2 separate regions of the Homo sapiens genome follow, and region 1 is linked to region 2. A link is a loop called in an ENCODE intact Hi-C map of the cell type or tissue named here. Cell type or tissue: adrenal gland. All regions are shown on one strand. Each heading gives the region's core, and the rest is flanking DNA. Links, peaks and the distances in the headings are about the cores only.

What was found. Hi-C counts contacts between places; a loop is a spot of excess contacts. Peaks named below come from ENCODE experiments on the same cell type or tissue, not always from the same donor. Only the 100,000 strongest peaks of a DNase experiment are listed, where the experiment ranks them.
Region 1: a loop joins it to region 2, with 4 times the contacts of the local background. A loop is called at or near these places in 1 of 110 quality-filtered maps.

The regions. Positions count from the first base shown.
Region 1 is chr10:80,195,981-80,205,219 of GRCh38, reverse strand. All of the region lies in intron 1 of ANXA11 (annexin A11), which reads left to right. Among named protein-coding and RNA genes, the nearest start is that of ANXA11, 4.9 kb to the left of the region's middle. RefSeq lists a silencer at 1-339 and enhancers at 1,325-1,404, 1,905-1,994, 8,260-9,239. In adrenal gland, for the core only: a CTCF peak has its summit at 5,187; no DNase peak of the experiment used is centred there; H3K4me3 peaks cover 720 bases; H3K27ac peaks cover 4,240 bases.
Region 2 is chr10:80,257,099-80,266,337 of GRCh38, reverse strand. No RefSeq gene overlaps it. Among named protein-coding and RNA genes, the nearest start is that of MAT1A, 28 kb to the left of the region's middle. RefSeq lists enhancers at 982-1,512, 1,513-2,044, 8,985-9,239 and a silencer at 6,531-6,825. In adrenal gland, for the core only: a CTCF peak has its summit at 5,490 (motif pointing right); no DNase peak of the experiment used is centred there.

The DNA of each region.
Region 1 (9,239 bases), core at 2,559-7,558, 61 kb after region 2:
TGCACTACAGGCGTGGGGGTGGGGGGCAGGGGAGGGCGTCGGCGGGTCGCGGGCGGGCCGTGTCGGCCTGGCAGCCCCCTAGATCAGCCTCGGCGTCTGGGGCTGCTCCCTCATGTGTGGTCGGGGTGCACTCGCCGTCCCCCCGGGCTCAGGGGTCGGGGTCTCAGTCTGGGCCTGGGTAGGGCCAGGGGCCGTGACCCTGGGCGCAGGAGGCAACGGGTGGCGGGAGGGGTGCCGGAGGCCCGGCCCCGCAGCCCTGCGGAGCCCTCCAGGGTGCGCGCGCCCTTCTAGGCGAGGCTTGGGGAGATTAAGCAGAGAAGGCTATCTTCAGGAACTTTCCTCCGAAACTGGGAGCACGCACATTCCTGGGAGCTGCTACCATTGCAGTTTATTTGTAAGGAACTCTCCCCAGTGTTTGAGGGAATGCGGGAGCCATCCCAGGTGCTGTGCGTGCCTTCGCCCCTTCCCCAACCTTGATCCCCAGTTTCAGGAAGGGATTCCTGGACTTGTATCTCCCATGGGTGCAGGCCAGGCCCTTAAGACTTAGGTAAAATGGTCTGTTGGTTTAAAGGAGACACGCGAAGTTTGTTACCTAGAGACTTTGGAGGGGAAAAGTTAAGCCAGCCAGTGCTAGCCCAAGCTGGAAACAGTCAGCCCGGGGCATTTCTGTCTCTGCCCTCCAATCCTTGACCTCTCTGTAGAGATTCGGCGTTTGTGGTAGCTCTCCCCTCTGTTCTCTGCGCTGGGCATGGAGTGGAGCTGTGAGGCCGAGCCCCTGCCCTGCCCTGCCCTGCCCTGCCCACGCAACAGGGACTAGGTTTGCAGGGCAGGGCCTGGTATGCTCACCCTTCACTGGCTCTCATTGCTTTCCTCATTCCTTTTATGCGGCAGTCAATTGTTGGGGATTCCAGGGGATTAACAGGGCCCCTTTCCTCAAGGCATTCTTTGTGCTGCAAGGTGTTCCCTGATAAGAGAGGCCAGGTGAGGTGCCAGGGCAGTTTGTTGCCCTGGCATTGGGTGCCCACTACTTCAGGCTCCTGCATACCTTGCTATCTTTTCTTTGACTATTGTCTGTGCTTTGGTTTTTCATCTGTAAAATGGGGGTAATAGTAATCCCTGCCTCACAGGCTTGTGAGATTCAGTGCATTCATTTATTTAATAACAATACAGAGCTCAGGTACGGACCAGTCAGAACAGGTGGTGACTGCTGCACCACACTTGTGTATCCCAGATGGGTGTCACCCACATTAGCCATAAAGTGTGTGAGGCAGGCCTGGGTCATAAATAATCAGGTGTAAGGGTCAATAAATAGTAGCAGTGGAAGGTTCAGCTAAAGTTGAAATGCACTTCTCCTGAACCGTCTTTCTGGCTTAGCTCATGCTAAGCTCATGCTCTCTGTCTTACTGGAATGCCCTCCCTCCCCTGTCTGGCCTAGCATTCTCCACCCTCCTGGGAGCCATCCGGGTGCCTGCTCCCAGCAGGAGGGACGGGATATGCTCTGAGCTCACTCAGCCCTTCTGGCACTGACTCGGTTCTCATCTCTCGCCTTGCATAGTATTTGTGTGGCGGTGTGGCTTATCGCTGCCCTGTCCTCTGACTCTGGAGGGTGGGGGCTGTTTCTGACTTACCTCTTGGTGGCAGCACTCAGGATGGGCCTTGCCTAATGTAGGTGCTCAGAAAATTAGTTGTCGTTAGTTGAACAACAGAGACAGCACAGGGAAGTGGTTTCCCTGTGGTTAAAATATAGGACCTTGAAGGCTGGGTTTGGATAGAGAAACGTGGGGAGGGTGAGATGGAGATGAATTGGGACTAAGAGGTGGGAGTGGAAGCCTCACCTGACGCCTTTATGCATGATACTATAGAAAGGGCCCACCCTGGGTGGATGTGTCTAGAAGGCCAGGATCGATTAGTGATGCCTAGTTCACGTGATTGGGGAGGTGATGTGTGGCTTGGGATGACAGGAGTGGGAGTTGAGACAGAATAGGTTAGTGTGGGTTCTTCTTGGAAATTGTAGAATAGAGAAAAGAAACTGGTGTGGGCAGGAGCTGAATGTGGAACCAAAATGCATGCTGAATGCTGGAACATCAGAGGTCCTGGGACCTTTCTGGTGCACCCCCTCCTTCCTCCTGGATTCACCCCTCTTCTTCTGCTGTCTTTTTTTTTTTTTTTTTTTTTGAGACAGATTTCGCCCTGTCACCCAGGCTGGAGTGCAGTGATGCAATCTTGGCTCACTGCAACCTCCGCTCCCTGGGTTTAAATGATTCTCCTCCCTTGGCCTCCCGAGTAGCTGGGATTACAGGCATGCACCACCATGCCCGGCTAATTTTTGTATTTTTAGTAGAGACGGGGCTTCACCATGTTGGCCAGGCTGGTCTTGAACTCCTGACCTCAGGTGATCTGCCTGCCTCAGTCTCCCAAAGTGCTGGGATTACAGGCATGAGTCACCGTGCCCGGCCTCCTCTCTCTTCTTAGCCACTGTTTTCCCCCGTAAGCCTGAAGCAGTTCCTGGCACTTGTTCCCATGGGGAAGCGTCTGTGTAAGGGTATGCTTCACCAGCACTGCCAAGGAAGTAGACTTTTCACTTTCTCTGGATTTTTCTCTGCAACACCCTCTGATCCCATTGCCCCCAGAATAGTAGGAATTTTGAGTGATACCTAGATAGGAAAGCTCTTAGGATTAATGAAGAAACTGAGATTTTCTTGGTGGGAGTTTGTGCTTTTAAAGGGAGTTGTTGCAATTCAATGGAACTCTGTAATAACCACTGAAACTGTTACACATTAGGCTTACTGACCCTATCTCCTATAACCCATGAAATAAAGACCTGATAGTCACATAGTTGTTTGCTATTTGGGAGGATCCTAAAAGTACAGCCTGAACAGTGACCCAAACCACAGCTGGCCTTGCCCATGCTGATGTGAGGAAGGAATGGGTGGGGGCAACTAAGAAATTGGGGGACAGAGTTCTCTGTGCTAGGTATCCTAGGACAAGCCACCCAGCCACACAGAGACCCCCCGCTTCCCCCCCACAGAACAGTTCTGGATGATAAAATGCCTGCCTGGAATGGAGAATCAGATGAGAAGATGTTTGCAAAGGGGTTTGAGATCAGTTAGCGGGTGGTGATGACAATGTTGATACCGTGGGTGTGTGACTGCCAGGAGCTGTGAAGCAGAGGGTGGAGTGTGCGGTGGTCAAAGCCTGGTTCTGGGATCTCTAGCTTTCCAGGGGCTTAGGCTCCGCCTTAGCAGAAAAGAAGGAAAGGAAATTGAGAAGGAAGTCAGGTGTCCCCTGCCCCTCACACTTGGGGATGGCTGACTTGGAGGACATGAGATGGGGGAAATCTGAGTGAGGGCAGAGAAGAGAAATGTGGAGGCTGCTCACAGGGAGGCTAGGGAGCATATGGCATATCCAGCCTGGGGAGTGGCACCACTGGGGGAAAGGGTGCGTGTGACAGTGGGGAAGGAGTGGTGATAACAGATGTGAGCTTGCTGTGTCCACTAAAAAGGTCACGGCTATTTTTAGGAAGTAGGTGACAAGGCATGTTCCTGTAGAACTGCTTATTACTGAGAACCCACTGTTGGCCTCGCCCTGCGTGGTGTGCTTAAAAGGAGAGACCGCCCCCACTCACCCTAGAGTCATCCACCTGGTGTCCCTGAGACATGGGACACTGGATGAGGACCAGGTTTGGAGGATGAAGAAGATCATGTATTTGGTTTTGGACATGTTGTGTTTGAGGTGTCTTTGAGATACCAAATAAGCTGGTGGGTCTGGGGCTCAGGAGGCGTCTTGGCTAGACAGACATTTGTCTAGGTTGTGTTTGTATTTGAAGTCATGGGCACAGCGAGATTGAAGAACTCACCTCGAACAGCTGAGTAAAGGAAGATGAGCCTATAAAGGACCCAGAAAAAGAGCGACCTGAGAGGGGCCCAGAAAGCCAGGACAGAGTTGTATCCCAGGGGCCAGGGTGAGTCTGCTTCGTGGGATGGAGTGGTCAGCTTGGCATCGCGGCTGTGGTGAGTGATATGGAGGAGATGTGGCTGCCTTCACTGCTTTGGTGGGATGATGTGAGCAGAAGCGAGGTTGGAGTGAATGGGTGAGGAGTAGCAGGACGTGAGGATCTGATGATAGACAGGCTCTGAAATGTTGGCTTTGAAGGCGAAGAGGACGTCGTTGAGGGAGTGTTTGATTCTGTTGCCTCGATTTACCCTCCTGCTCCCTTTCCAATCCCAGAAGGGAACATGTGGATGGCCTGCCACTGACATCCCTCCCCACGGCGCTCCGTGCTCAGGCAGACCTAGGTACCTGCAAGGGTTTGCTTCTTTCACAAAGTGGATTCATTCTCATGAATGAATGAATGAGTGAATGAAGCATGTTGCCCAGGTTGGTCTCAAAGCCCTGGCCTCAAGCAATCCCCCCGCCCCGCCTCAGCCTCCCAAAGTGCTGGGATTACAGGAGTGAACCACTGCACCTGGCTGGTATTAAATTTTCTTTGTGGCCAACTGCATGATAAATATTAACATGTTTCATGGGCGTGAAAGGAGAAAATAGGTCCTCTGCGGGACGCTGACTTTAGATAGATCTCTTAACTTCAGTTACCCTTATATCCCTGCTTGCCTGGCTGTCAGATTCTGAGAGGTATAACAAAAACTCTCACTGTAGTTTTTTAAAGTCCAGCTCTACTTATATTTGTGGGAGTTCTAGCCTTTTGAGTTTGGCTTTCGTGTTTCATGTATATAGGCTTATCAAGCTGATCTTCCTACCTGTCATTTGCTGGTTATTTAATGCCTTTGGTCTTTGGTCTTAAATTCCATATTGTCTGTGTTTTAGGAGAATACATGGCCAAGGATCTGGGAGAATCTCTTTTCTTTACAGTCTTAAAATTAATAAATAAGTGCATTTTATAAGATAATAAGTGAAAGGCTCAGAAATTTAAATGCAGGCATCAGAGGACATTCAAGCCATGCCCCTTTAGCTTCTGTTCAGGCTCACATGGAGCGGTTAGTAATCAGGTCTCACTGATGACCATGAGCTCCCTGTCCTTGGCTGTCCTAATGGTTCCCATGATAGCCAGATTTTTAGGAGGGGTGGATAAAATGAGATTTGCGTGCAAACTCCTGGGACGTTGCCTGGGAACCTCTTCTCTCACTTTGCAATTCCTGCCCCTTCCTGTAGGTCCAAGAAGCGGACTGCTCTGCCTCTCATTTACGCATTTCCTTCCTCATTCCAGACAGCAAGATGAGTTTTTGACAGAGTAGCCAGTACAAACACTTCTCAGGGCCAGAAGTCAGAAAGACGCGGGCCCCAAGTCATAAGCTCATCTCTGTGCTTGTGTTTTAAGCCACATAAACTGTCTCAGCGGGCTGGACTAGGCTATGCCTTGTTGTACCCTGAGATCCTAGTGAGTAGTTCTCCAAGTACTGTGTTTACAGATAAAGGCAAATGCCAGAGAGAAATGGCTGGAAAAACCCCTTGGCTTGCTAAGGCAGGATTATCGAAAAGTCTTCAACATATATGTTTTTAAATTTTACATATTTTTTCATTTTTATTTATTTTGAGACCAGACTAATTTTTGTATTTTTGGTAGAGATGGGGTTTTGCCATGTTGCCCAGGCTGGTCTCAAACTCCTGGGCTCAAGTAATCTGCCCACCTCAGCTTCCCAAAGTGCTGGGATTACGGACATGAGCCACTGCACCCAGCCAACCACTGTGCCCAGCCTATTTTTACTATTAATATTTCCACCTCTGTTTTTCTTTGCATTTATTTGGTATGTCTTTGCCCAACCCTTAGTTTTAAATATTTCTTTCTCACTTAAAAAAGTTTATCTTGGCTGGGCGCGGTAGCTCACGCCTGTAATCCCAGCACTTTAGGAGGCCGAGGCGGGCAGATCACGAGGTCAGGAGATAGAGACCATCCTGGCTAACACGGTGAAATCCCGCCTCTACTAAAAATATAAAAAATTATCCAGGCGTGGTAGCGGGCGCCTATAGTCCCAGCTACTCGGGAGGCTGAGGCAGGAGAATGGCATGAACCCGGGAGGCGGAGCTTGCAGTGGAGCCGAGATCGTGCCACTGCACTCCAGCCTGGACGACAGATCAAGACTTGGTCTCAAAAAAAAAAAAAAAAAAAGTTTATCTTGAAGATGGAATCTTCGTAAATAAAATTTGTTTCTCTTATAATCAGAACGTGGTTGAGGGTGGATGGAGGTTGACAGAAGGCAATGATAACAGCAACAAACCTAATTGCATGGTTTCTGTCTTTGGTAGAGGAATTCTGACTGTTGACATACCAGATATACTTGATTTTATTCTTTGCATCTTGCTTATTACTTATTATACTTGCATGCATTCCTTTCCTGATTTTTGCTGTTGGGTTAAGTTTCTCATCGTCATCTTCCCCACGCCACCTGTATTACGTTTCAGGTTTGGTTGTGAATGAAGAGAGGAGCCCCGTCTCTCTCTCTCTCTCTCTCTCACTCACTCTCTCACTCTTTCTTGAAAAATCAGGGTCGAGGTTAAGTGTGTGTTCCATGAGATTGTCTTGGCACCAGGCTCCTTATGGACTGTTGTCCCTAGCATTCTCAAGGGCTGTGGTTTTCAAACTTGAGCATGTATAAGAACAATCTGGAAGGCTTGTTAAAGCATAGATTCTTGGACTGCACCCTGAATCATTCTAATTTAGGAGGTCTGTGATGGGACCTGAGCACGTTAATTGCTTACAGGCTCCCATATTGTATAATGCCGCCGGGCCACATGTTGGGTAGCACCGTCTAGGTGCCTCCCTTAACTGCATGGCCCAAGACAGCTCACTTTCACATCCCCATGGCAGGCCCTCCTAGCTGCTAGGGGTCTGGAAAGCAGTCCTTAGTGGGGGCTGCTGTGTGCCAGGCTATGGTGTGTTCTGTTACTAAAGCAAGAGAGAACAGATGGTTGAGGAGGACAATCAGAAGTTTCTGGAACACCACCCACTGCTCTCCTGAATTTGAAACTACTACTATGCTTATCAGTCTTGCTGTTGGCTAAGCCTGTGTTCCTCAGGTTAGGAAGTGGGAATGGTTTCTCATGACAGTGGCAAGCCCGCAGGCAGTGCAAGCAAGGCAGCTTCTGTTCCTGTGGGCTGGTGCACAAGCTGGCAAGCTGCTGTGGCTTTGCTGATGCCCCGAGAGTCATCTGCTGCTCCCAGCCGTCAGGTCTGGCATCCGCATACTCCATTGCTGCAGCCACCACCAGATCTTCCAGACCCCATGGGATCGAGGGGCCCCCTCCAAGACCCAGTGGGATAGGGGTTATTTTTTTTTTTTTGAGACGGAGTCTCACTCTGTCGCCCAGGCTGGAGTGCAGTGGCATGATCTCGGCTCACTGCAAGCTCTGCCTCCTGGGTTCACGCCATTCTCCTGCCTCAGACTCACAAGTAGCTGGGACTACAGGCGCCCGCCACTGCGCTTTGCTAATTTTTTTTGTATTTTTAGTAGAGACGGGGTTTCACCATGTTAGCCAGGATGGTCTCGATCTCCTGACCTCGTGATCCTCCCGCCTCGGCCTCCCAAAATGCTGGGATTACAGGTGTGAGCCACCGCGCCCGGCCAGGGGTTATTTTTTTGTGCTACCTCCTCCCAACTTCCCTTCTTCAACCCCAAATATGACACCTAGGTGACTGTTTCTAGGAGAGTTTGAGGGCAGAGGCTATTTGAACCCTGAACTGAGGTGGGGGTGATGTTCGGTCTCCGTGGCTGGTAATATCCTTGAGAGATCAGAGCAGTGGTTGCCAACCCCCATTCTCTGTTGTCATCACACATAGGGAGGGGATCTGGAGAGAAACAGGGTCATAAGGCTCCTATGGAGTGGCTGGTACTTTTCTGAGTGGCTTGATTATATGGGACATTATTTGGGAGGCAGTAGTAACTTTCTTCTCTTTCCGGGGTTTAACCTTTGTATTTCTCAAGTCCATTCTCCAGCCTGAGAAGGTGTGATGGAGCCCAGAAATACGTTGAGTGGTTGGGGACCAGCCTGGTTCATAATGCACTGGCCTGGAAATCCAGAGATGTGGTTCTAGTCATTGTCCTGCCCCCAGCCAGCTCTGAGACCTCAGGCAGAGTCTTTCTGCTCTCTGGGTCTCAGCTCCCACCTCAAATAAAATAAACAGGTTGAATGAAATGATTTCATGAAGGCCCTTTCCAGCTCCAGTATTTTAGGATTCTTATGTAATCCAAATGCTAGTGCACTGGGAATTGACTTTATCTTGAAGAAGTGTCTTTCAGAACCTGCTTGCTCAAGTTCAGCCCCTTGGTGAGGCTCCGGACGCTGCCACTCTCCCAGCCTGCCTTGTCTGGAGTTTCTCCAGGCTGAGCTGCCCCAGGTGCCAGCCCTCAGAGGGGAGGTCTGAGGTGCAGCCTGGCTAATGATTAACATACGCTACAGCTATTTTAGTTCCTGGCATGTGGGTGGGGAGTTGAATGCTTAACAGCACCTGTGTAGGCTTTTTGTTTAGTGCCTGGGAAAATATGGTCAGGGTTGGTGGAGTGCTGCCCTGAGGCTGGCTGGCTGGCTTCGGTGACTTAATGGCACCTGTGACCAGCAAGGGCAGGACATTGGGGCTCTGGAGTGCACGCCCAGGGCCCCCACCCCCTTCTCAGTAGAGCTGGAGATGTTCATACTCCCACTCACATCACTTAAGGTCCTGCCTTGAGGTGGGGGAGAGAGGGGAATGTCCTAGATGTGTCCTCCCTGCCCCCAGAATTCCTGGGGCCTACGTAATAGAGGCTACCGAAACAGGTGCCACCCAGAGAGTGAAAGAAATGAGTCAGAGTCCACCGGGGTTCCTGCCAGTATTCAGTATGTGTCAAGGGCCTCACAGTGCCAGCCCTGTGGCAGGTGGTGGTGGGGGACAGGAAGAGAGGCCTGTCCTACAGCCTGTAGCACTGATGCTCTCATGGGGAGGCCTAGAAAAAAAGTGTCTGGCTCTGGCACTTGGGTGTGTGACCTTTGCATGTCAAGAGTCAGCTCAGCCTTCGTTCCCTTGCTTATAAAATGAGGATGATAATACCTATCCAATAGGAGCATTGTGGAGGTTAATGAGGTAATATATAGGGATGTAATATATGTATCTATCCTAGGAGTTAGAAAAAGGAGAGCTTATTAGAACATTAGAGAACATGGAAAACATTTTAGGACAAGTGCTGTGAGAGTTCCAAGAAGAGTGAGCATTGTGGATAGGAGATCAGGGTGGGCTTCCTGAAAGAGATATG
Region 2 (9,239 bases), core at 2,599-7,598:
GACACTTTGGAGGACCACCCACTCAGAGAGCAGATTGTGTCCGTGGGCAGGATGGGAGCTAAGAGTGGGAGCCGGCTGGATCTCCCTCCACTTCCTCGAGATCTGCCCAGGACACTGCCTGGTTCCCGCTGCTCTGGAGGGACTGTTCCCGGGCTGTGAAGTCCTGGGATCCCGCTGTTCCTTTAGTTCTGAACAGTGTATTCTCCAGCAGGAGGGGCAGCCCTGGACTCCCAGGCTCTGTGCAGGCTTCCCAGAAGCCTCTCTGGGAGGAGTGGGGGCCACTGCCTTCCACTTCCCGTGGCAGCCCCTGGCCCTGGCCTCCTCCAGGGCTCTGCAACCCTCTTCAGGCCCCCTGGCATGGTATCCATGCCCTCCTCGGGAGAGTAAGTGGGGTGGGATGAGGTGGAGGCCGCGACCTGTATAGACAACCCAGGGCTGTTCCATCTTCACCCTTGGGCGAAAAGTAGCCCAGCAGCAGCTTCAGGGCCCCACCTCCCAACCCCCACCAGGCCGACCCCACTCCCACTTCCTGGGCTGCCCCGCCCCTCCCAGCAGGCATGGCCAGCTCTCTCCACCTCTAGCACTGAGCTCTACAAAGCAGCTCTGAACTTAGTTCTCTTCTATGTCTTTGGTTTTCTGTTTGATCTCATCTTTAATTGTATATTTCTGCTCCTCTCTTAAAAGAAAGGAAAGAAGCCATTTTTTTTTGTTTTTGGATTTTTGCATCAAAGCCTTCACAGTTTCTAAGACATTTTAATTCGTTTTGATCTCATTTCTGTTTCTCTGCTTTCCTTGTGTTTCTTTTCCATTTTTAACTTTCTGAACTGAATGTTGGTTTTGGTGGCTTTTTGATCCAAAATGGCTTATGGGGGAGTCATAAAATTCCTATGTGGCTGTTTTTCCTCAATTTTTCACTCATTTCTAGTTTCATTGACACGTTATTAATAGAAAATAATCTCTATTATTTGTACTTTCCAAACACATTTTTGAGATTTTCATTGTAGTCCAAAATGATGAATTTTAGTGTTATATGATCACCTGATGTTATCAGTGTATAGATTTGCATTTATTTCAATTTGTTAAATATTTAAAATTATATAATATATACATGTATATTTTTAATTATATATTTCAGGTATTTTGTGGACAGGGATTTTAAGCTTTCCTTAGGGAAGCAACTGACAAGAGAGAACAAGAAAGTGTGAATTCTGAGGAAGGGCAAGGGATGGTTTTGGGCCTCATCACTCACTCACTCACTCACTCACCTGTTCCTTCCTTCCGCGGCATTCCTTCCCTCCTTCCACTGAGAACCAAGCCGCCCCAGGCCCGCCCCGGACCCCTGGGGCCTGCGGTAAGGAGTGCAGTTATTTTGTGTGGACATATGTGCTCCACGCCAGCAGCCGGAGGAAGCCTTCCAGGCAGAGAGAACAGGGAGCGCTCAGGATGGGGAGAGTGCTCTGGGGCCACAGGAGGGGGTTCAGCAGAGGGCAGGGTGGAGGGTGTGATTCTATTGTCGCTGTGCCCCCACGCCTCTCCAGTGATAGTCTGCCCTGTTGCCAGGCACGGGTGTGGTTCTGGGCAGACCGTGGTCAGTGGTCTCAGTGTTTCGGCCCAGCTGGCCATGGTGGCTGCAAGAAGCTCTGCAGCAGCCTGGGAAATGGGGGAGGACCTTCAGCCTCGCGTGAGCTGCTTTATTGGTGAACCCAGCAGACTCCATGGAGCTTGAGGCAGAAGCAGGTGAGCACAAGTTTTGCTCGGCCTGGATCACCCTGGGAGGTGGTGAGGGTGTCATGGTATGCGTGTGGTGAAAGTTCTCTTGTTTTTGACAGACTTGTTTAACCAGGGGATGAAAGACATTCTGTGCAGAGATCAGGGACGTGCCACTGCAGTCCAGCAGTAGTTCAGTGGAATGTAAAACCCTCACCGAGTTTCACCTCGAGACAGAGGAGGTCAAAGCCCAGGAGTGCCTGCTGCCCTGGATGGGTCCAGCTTGTGATCTGGAGTTACAGAAGGTGACTTGAGGCTCTTGAAGAAAAGCTGGAGGGAACTGTTTCTTATTCTCAAAGCCAGATTCTGTGTCTCGAATGGAAACTCATGATCATTGGTGGAGAGCATGGGAGGCTGAAAGAAACCTCATCATCTCCAGACAAGAGGCACAGTCCCGAGGCAAGGAAAACGGACACAGTGATTCCCCGAGTTTCTGGACATGGATCCTCAAGCAGCTGATAACCCAGATGGAGCGTGATTGGGGGCATTTGCCCTCTGACCTCCAGGCGTGGACGCAGCCTCCTCTGACACTCCCCTCCCTTTATACCCCACCTCAGCTGCCAGCCTTTCCTCTGCCCTCTTCCCCTCCATTCCCAGAGCCTATGTTTCCAGTGAACTCAAATGTGGAGTTCATGGGAAGGAGACATCCTCTTCTGTCCCCTTCTCCAGGAAGCCTGGGTGAACTCCTGAGCCAGCTTCCATGAAGGGCTGCTTTCCTCCTTATCCCCACTCAGGGGCTGGAGCCCCCACCCAGAAAATGGGAAAGAGTTGCTTTCTGGCTTCTCATTGAGCCACCACATGATCCTGCCAGTCCAAATGCCCAATTACCACCAGGCCCTACATAATTTCTCAAATTTTCCCAAATGTATTTTTGAATTATTTATGAGGGGGCTTCAAAAAGTTCATGGAAAATGTGTATTATGAAAAAACTGTGCATGGACTTCAAATTTTTTTTACACCAAAATAAACTCACACTAACTTGTTATAATATTTCTGAATAGGGTCTAGTTTGAGGCACTGAGAAGGATCAGAGATTGGCTTGATAAGAGCACCTACCAGAGCAACATGAATTCTGTGAAAATTGAAGTAAAAACAAACATTAAATTCATGGTGAAGCTTGGGTGGAAGAATGGTGAAGTCATGGATGCTTTACCAAAAGTTTATGGGGACAACATCCCCCCCCCCAAAAAAATCAGCAGTTCACAAATGGAAAACACATTTTAAGAAAGGAAGAGATTTGAGACCAGCCTGGCCAACATGGTGAAACCTCATCTCTTCTAAAAATACAACAATTAGCTGGGTATGGTGGCATGCACCTGTAATCCCAGCAACTTGGGAGGCTGAGGTAGGAGAATCACTTGAACCCGTGAAGCAGAGGTTGCAGTGAGCTGAGATCATGTCACTGCACTCCAGTCTGGGTGACAGAGCAAGACTCCATCTCAAAAAAAAAACAACAACAAAAAAAAACCACAAGATTATGTGGAAGATGAAGTCCACAGCGGTAGACCATCCATATCAATTTGTAAGGAAAAATATTCATCTTCTTCATGCCATAATTGAAGAGGATCAATGATGAACAGCAGAAAAAGACCCAACACCATGGACAGATCAACTGCAGACAGGAGGGGAGATTTAGATGAAAATTTTAAACAAGTGGGATTAAGATCCTGAAGCATTTCTTCAAAGAATTGTAACAGGAGATGGAACTTGGCTTTCCCAGTACAATGCTGAAGACAAAGCACAATCAGAGCAATGGCTACCAAGAAGCAGAGGTGACCTAGTCACAGCAAAAGCAGACAGGTGAAGAGCAAAGGTCAGGGCAACAATTTTCAGTGATGCTCAAGGCATTTTGCTTGTTGACTTTCTGGAAGGCCAAAGAACAGTGACATATGCTTATTACGAGTGTTTTGAGAGAATCACAGCTTTAGGAGAAAAATGCCCAAGAAAGCTCCACCAGAGAGTTCTCTATCATGACAATGATCCTGCTCATTCCTCTCATCAAACAAGGTCAATTTTGCGAGTTTCAATGGGAAATCACTAGGTATCCACCTTACAGTCCTGATTTGGCTCCTTATGACTTCTTTTTGTTTCCTAATCTTAAGAAATTATTTAAAGGAGACCCGTTTTTCTCCATTTAATAATGTAAAAAAGACTGCCTTGACATGGTTAAATTCCCAGGATCCTCAGTTCTTTGGAGATGGACAAAATGGACGATATCATCACTTACAAAAGTGTCTTGACCTTGATAGAACTTGAGAGAAATAAAGTTTATATTTTTTATTCTTGTCTTTTAATTTCATTTTCCCACAAACTTTTAAAAGTCCCTTATATTTGTTTTTAATTTAAAAGCCTCTTTTATATGTGCTTTACTTTTCCTCAAATGATACATCAATAGTATTATACATATATGAATAAAATTTGGTAAATAATGGTTATTTAAATTATTCTCATTATAAGTTCTAGAAAACAGAAGGAGTTAATTTTAATTTTATGATGTAGTCCATTATTTCCAAAACTATGCTATTATCTGGGAGCATTTCGACCACCAGAAACATTTGAAATATCAGAACACTTCCTCTCTGCCAATGCTTCTGTGTTGCTCAGTGATAAGACAACAGTGGAGGCTAGTTGTCAGTCTCCATAAATGTAAAAGAATGGTTTGACTGTGCTGACATTCTAAAGGGTAGGTGGCTCCTGGTCTGGGCCCAGCAGGGCTGCTGCCCCCTGGCTGTAAGGGTCCTGGCCAGAGCTGGACTGAGCTTAGCTGTTCAAGGCAATGAGAGGTTGGTACAGGCTGGGATTCCTCTTCACCAGCGCATCTGGCTTACTGGGCCCTCAGATTCTTCATTTGGGGTAAAAAGCCTGCCCCAGTGTCATCACCATCTGTACAATGCGTGTGCTAAAGGCCTCAGGGCAGCCTGGGCGAAGCGCTGGGGTGTCTGCAGCTTGAGGACTAGGGGTTGGGATGCCATGCTGAGCCAGGATCAAGCCTGCCCAGGGATAGATATGCACACCTTATAGGTAAAAAGCAAGGCTGGATCCTCAGGGTGATATAGTGAGCAGTCCTAGGACCTGAGGTTCAGACCAGGTCCACCTTGCAGTGTGAAAGGCCAGGTGAGCCTGACCAGGCTGGGCCTGGTCCGTAACTGTGGTCATTGTGGACCGAACACACTCTGGCATCTTCAGGGAAACCTGAACAGAGATTCTGGGGTCAGGGGGAACAAGGTTTGAAGCAGGCTCTAGAATCTTCAGGCCATGCGACTTCTGAAAAGCTGTGGAACCTCACTGAGCCCCAGTTTCCCTAGCTGTTACAAGGGAATGAAGATGGACCGTGCCTTGCAGTGAGCTTGGGAGGGATATGGTAGACAGAAAGGGTCTAGCTAGTGCCTAGGACCTAGCAAGTGCTCAGCAATGGATAGTGCTTCACATCAGCCTTCTCCAGGGGCACAGAACTGAGCTGGCCTCTGTGGACAAATGAGGATGAGACAGTTAGAACAGCCCTGAAAAAAGATGAAGACTGTTCCTGTCAGACCAGGCCTTTGGGAAGCAGGGGAAGTACAGGAGAATTCATGCAGATACAGCCTTGGAGACACAGAGAATTAAAATTATGCCTCCCGTCCTATCTTGGCACCTGATACAAAGCAGCTCTCCGTGAATGAGGAATGAATGAACAGGGAGAGTGATGTGTGACATTTATTTGCCCATCCTTCAATTGGCTGCAGTTTTTAATTCAGCCAGTAGAGGGCAGAGGTGGCTCGCGCATTCCCTGTGGACAGAGGAGGGGGTTCCAGGGAGTTCTGTGTGTTCCCATGGGGGATAATAAGCCTCAGGGCTCAGGGACCCCCATCCCTCACCAGGAGGCCGTTCAGAGCCCCCGAGAGATCAAGACTCTCCCCAGCTTTCCATCTCTCTGAACAGGGCAGGCCAGTTGGGACAGACACTCTGACCAGGTTTCCGGGGGCCTTGGTGTGCCTGCGCCCCATCTTGTCTCAGGGACTGCTCTGCCTTTCTCCTTTGTTCGGGGCGGGGGGACCTTTTTTGTTTTTTTTTTGAAACAGAGTTTCGCTCTGTTGCCCAGGCTGGAGTTCAGTGACGCAATCTCGGTTCACTGCAACCTCCACCTCCCGGGTTCAAGCAATTCTCCTGTCTCAGCCTCCGAGTAGCTGGGATTACAGGCACCCCCCGCCACCTTGCCTGGCTAATTTTTGTATTTTTAGTGGAGATGGGGTTTCGCCATGTTGTCCAGGCTGATTTCGAACTCCTGACTTCAGGTGATCCGCCCGCCTCGGCCTCCCAAAGTGCTGGGATTACAGGCATGAGCCACTGTGCACAGCCTTTTGGGGAGTACTTTTCTTAGGCGGAAAGGATAATGCACATGAGTGCTTATCCCATGCCGTTCCTGCAACCAGTGTCTGTCAGCTGGGAGCTAGCTGTTTATGCCTGTTTTACAGACGTAAGAACTGAGGCCCATTGCAGGGTCACCGTTATCAATAAGGAGCAGAGCCTGGTTAAGCATGGAGTGAAATTTTGTGTGAATATGCGTTCTTTGTATTTCCCCTGCCCCTTGGCTTGGATGCTAATGGCTGGTTACCTTGATGAAGGAAGGAAAAGGGTGGCTGGCTCTTCCTCCGGTGGTAGAGAGAGGGATGGCTGCCATCAGGCTCCACTGACCCAGAAACAGTTTTTTGGGGGGCCAAAATGCTCCTCTTTTTGGGAGAGGGTTGTGGGATTGGATGCCAACCTTTGCATGGCACCTTGAAGAGCCTTTCTGCTTGAGGACACTAGCCCATGTCCCGCCTGTGGCAGAGACTCCCACCTCCCAGGGCGCTGTAATGCTCTGTTTAAGACTGACCTGTCTACCTTGACTACAGTGGACCTGTAGGTGGGTGCAGGCCTCATGACAGATGCAGCAAAGCCACATCAAAGTGTAGATCAGCTCTCTGCTGGCCTCTTGCTTCCCTCCAGCTCAGTAGTGGGTTTCTGCGTTAGTGCACTGCTCCCTTCTCTGGTTCATTTTTTTTTTTTTTTTTGAGATGGAGTCTTGCTCTGTCACCCAAGCTGGAATGCAGTGACGCAATCTCGGCTCACTGCAACCTCCGCCTCCTGGATTCAAGTGATTCTCCTGCCTCAGCCTCCTGAGTAGCTGAGATTACAGGCACACACTACCATGCCCAGCTAATTTTTGTATTTTTAGTACAGACAGGATTTTGCCATGTTGGCCAGGCTGGTCTTGAGCCCCTGACCTCAGGTGATCCACCTGCTTCAGCCTCCCAGAATGCTAGGATTATAGGTGTGAGCCACCGCGCCTGGCCCCCAGGTTCATATTTATCCCTAACATGTGTCCTCGAGTAGCTGTGTGCTACTGGGCCCTATAGGGAAGAGCCAGCTGGCCCTGTCCTATCTTCCACAGGTCATATGAGCTGAGGCTCTTAATCCTCCTCCTTCTACACTCCTGTTGTTCCTAGGACCAGGATGGATGCCGATAGGGATTTCATACAGATTCCTTGTTTGTCCTGTGGATGTTTGCAGGGCCATGGGCAGACAGAGCCAGGGCAGTGGGCACAGCCCCAAGAAGAGTGATGCTGGGTTACCTGGATGAGGCTTTGTGGTGGGAGCAGACATGGCTAGTGGCCAGTGTCTCCGCTGTGGTCACTTGCCATAGTTGCACTCCAGCAGGCCCAAAGGTCCTTTGTGAAGGTCCCTCCAGGCCTGGCTTCTGTCTCATGGCCTTGCGTAGTGTGTGGTCCACAGCACAGTCCATGACCCTTGGGAATATCCATCCCAAGGGTATATGTATAACACAAAAGATGGCAGCAATAAGCCCAAATATTTCTGTTATCCTTATCAATGTGAACTAATTAAACTCATAAATTAGAAGTAGAAACGGGGTTTCACCATGTTGGCCAGGCTGGTCTCAAACTCCTGACCTCAGGTAATCCACCTGCCTCGGCCTCTCCAAGTGCTGGAATTAAAGGTGTGAGTCACTGTGCCCAGCCAATTTTATTCTTTTAGTTTTCAGATGTTTGGCCAGGTGTCTGAGCACCCTGCATTGAGATGCTTCCTTTGTCCCATTCTCTATTTCTGTATGGATTTCTGTCTACATCTGGACTTGCTCTTCTATTATATTTATCTGTCTGTCCATACATACACATTTACTACACTGTTTTAATAAATGAAGCTTCATAACTGAATTGCCTTTAATAAATGGTACCAGCTCCAATACCAATTATAGCAGAAAACATGGTCCCCTGTATTAGGTATTTGAGAGCAAGATGGATGATCTGGGTGCTCGAGCTGAGAGAATTTCTTTCCCTATGCCAGGCCTCCTTTTTACTCTTAGAGGCAGGTACCCCATTTTATAGATACAGAAAGTGAGGTGAGGTCAAGGAAGGTCAGTTCCCAACTGTGCCAGCTCTGAATTTTGCAGGGTTTAGGAGCACCCAACCTCATATGCCTATTTGTGGATGAGAAAACTGGTTCTGGGTGGAGATAGAGACATGTGGAAAAGACAGATCTGATGATGCATTATCACTCAACCACTCACTCATTCACCACTTCACCCCAGCACAGACTGACCGTGTGCTAAGGCCAAGCCCTGCACTGGGGCAGAGAAGGGGCTGCTCCGTCCCCTGGGATCTCACGGTGGGCTGGAGGGAAAGGCGAGGAAGCACTGAGGGACAGGAGGGAGGAACTGTGGTGGGAATAGAGGGAGGAACGGGGCTGTGGGCCCCCACAGTGGGGCCTCATGGTCTTAGCCTGGGCCCCCCTTCCAATGCTGAAAGTAGGGCAGGTGCCCAGGACTTTGCAGCAGGAGGACTATTTCGAAAAGTGAATCCAGGGAGCAGAGTGAGGGTCTGGGAAAGTAAAGGAGGAGAAAAAAGCTAAGGGTATACTGTAGAGATGACCACATTGAAGGCAACTGAGGCTTAACCCAGTGTGATCTCTAGGACAGCATCTAGAAAGTGCATCATGGCCAGGCGCGGTGGCTCACGCCTGTAATTCCAGCACCTTGGGAGGCTGAGGCAGGCAGATCACCCGAGGTCAGGAGTCTGAGACCAGCCTGACCAATACGGTGAAACCCCGTCTCTACTAAAAATAGAAAAATTAGCTGGGCATGGTAGCGGGTGCCTGTAATCCCAGCTACTCGGGAGGCTGAGGTGGGAGAATTGCTTGAACCCAGGAGGCGGAGGGGGCAGTGAGCCGAGATCACACCACTGCACTCCACCCTGGGTGACAGAGCGAGATACTGTCTTAAGAAAAAAAAAGAAAGAAAGAAAAAGAAAGAAGGAAAGAAAGTGCATCAGACTGTGCATGTCTCTCTCTCAGTGAAAAAGGGAGAAGCATTTAACTCCATGTTCCTGTCTCCATTGGTTGAGGGCTGTCCTGTGGGAACAGGGCAGGAATCCACCCGGGGTATGTGGATCTGGTGACAGCCAGCATGTGTGGACTGTTTGCCAGAGCTGTGGCTGGAA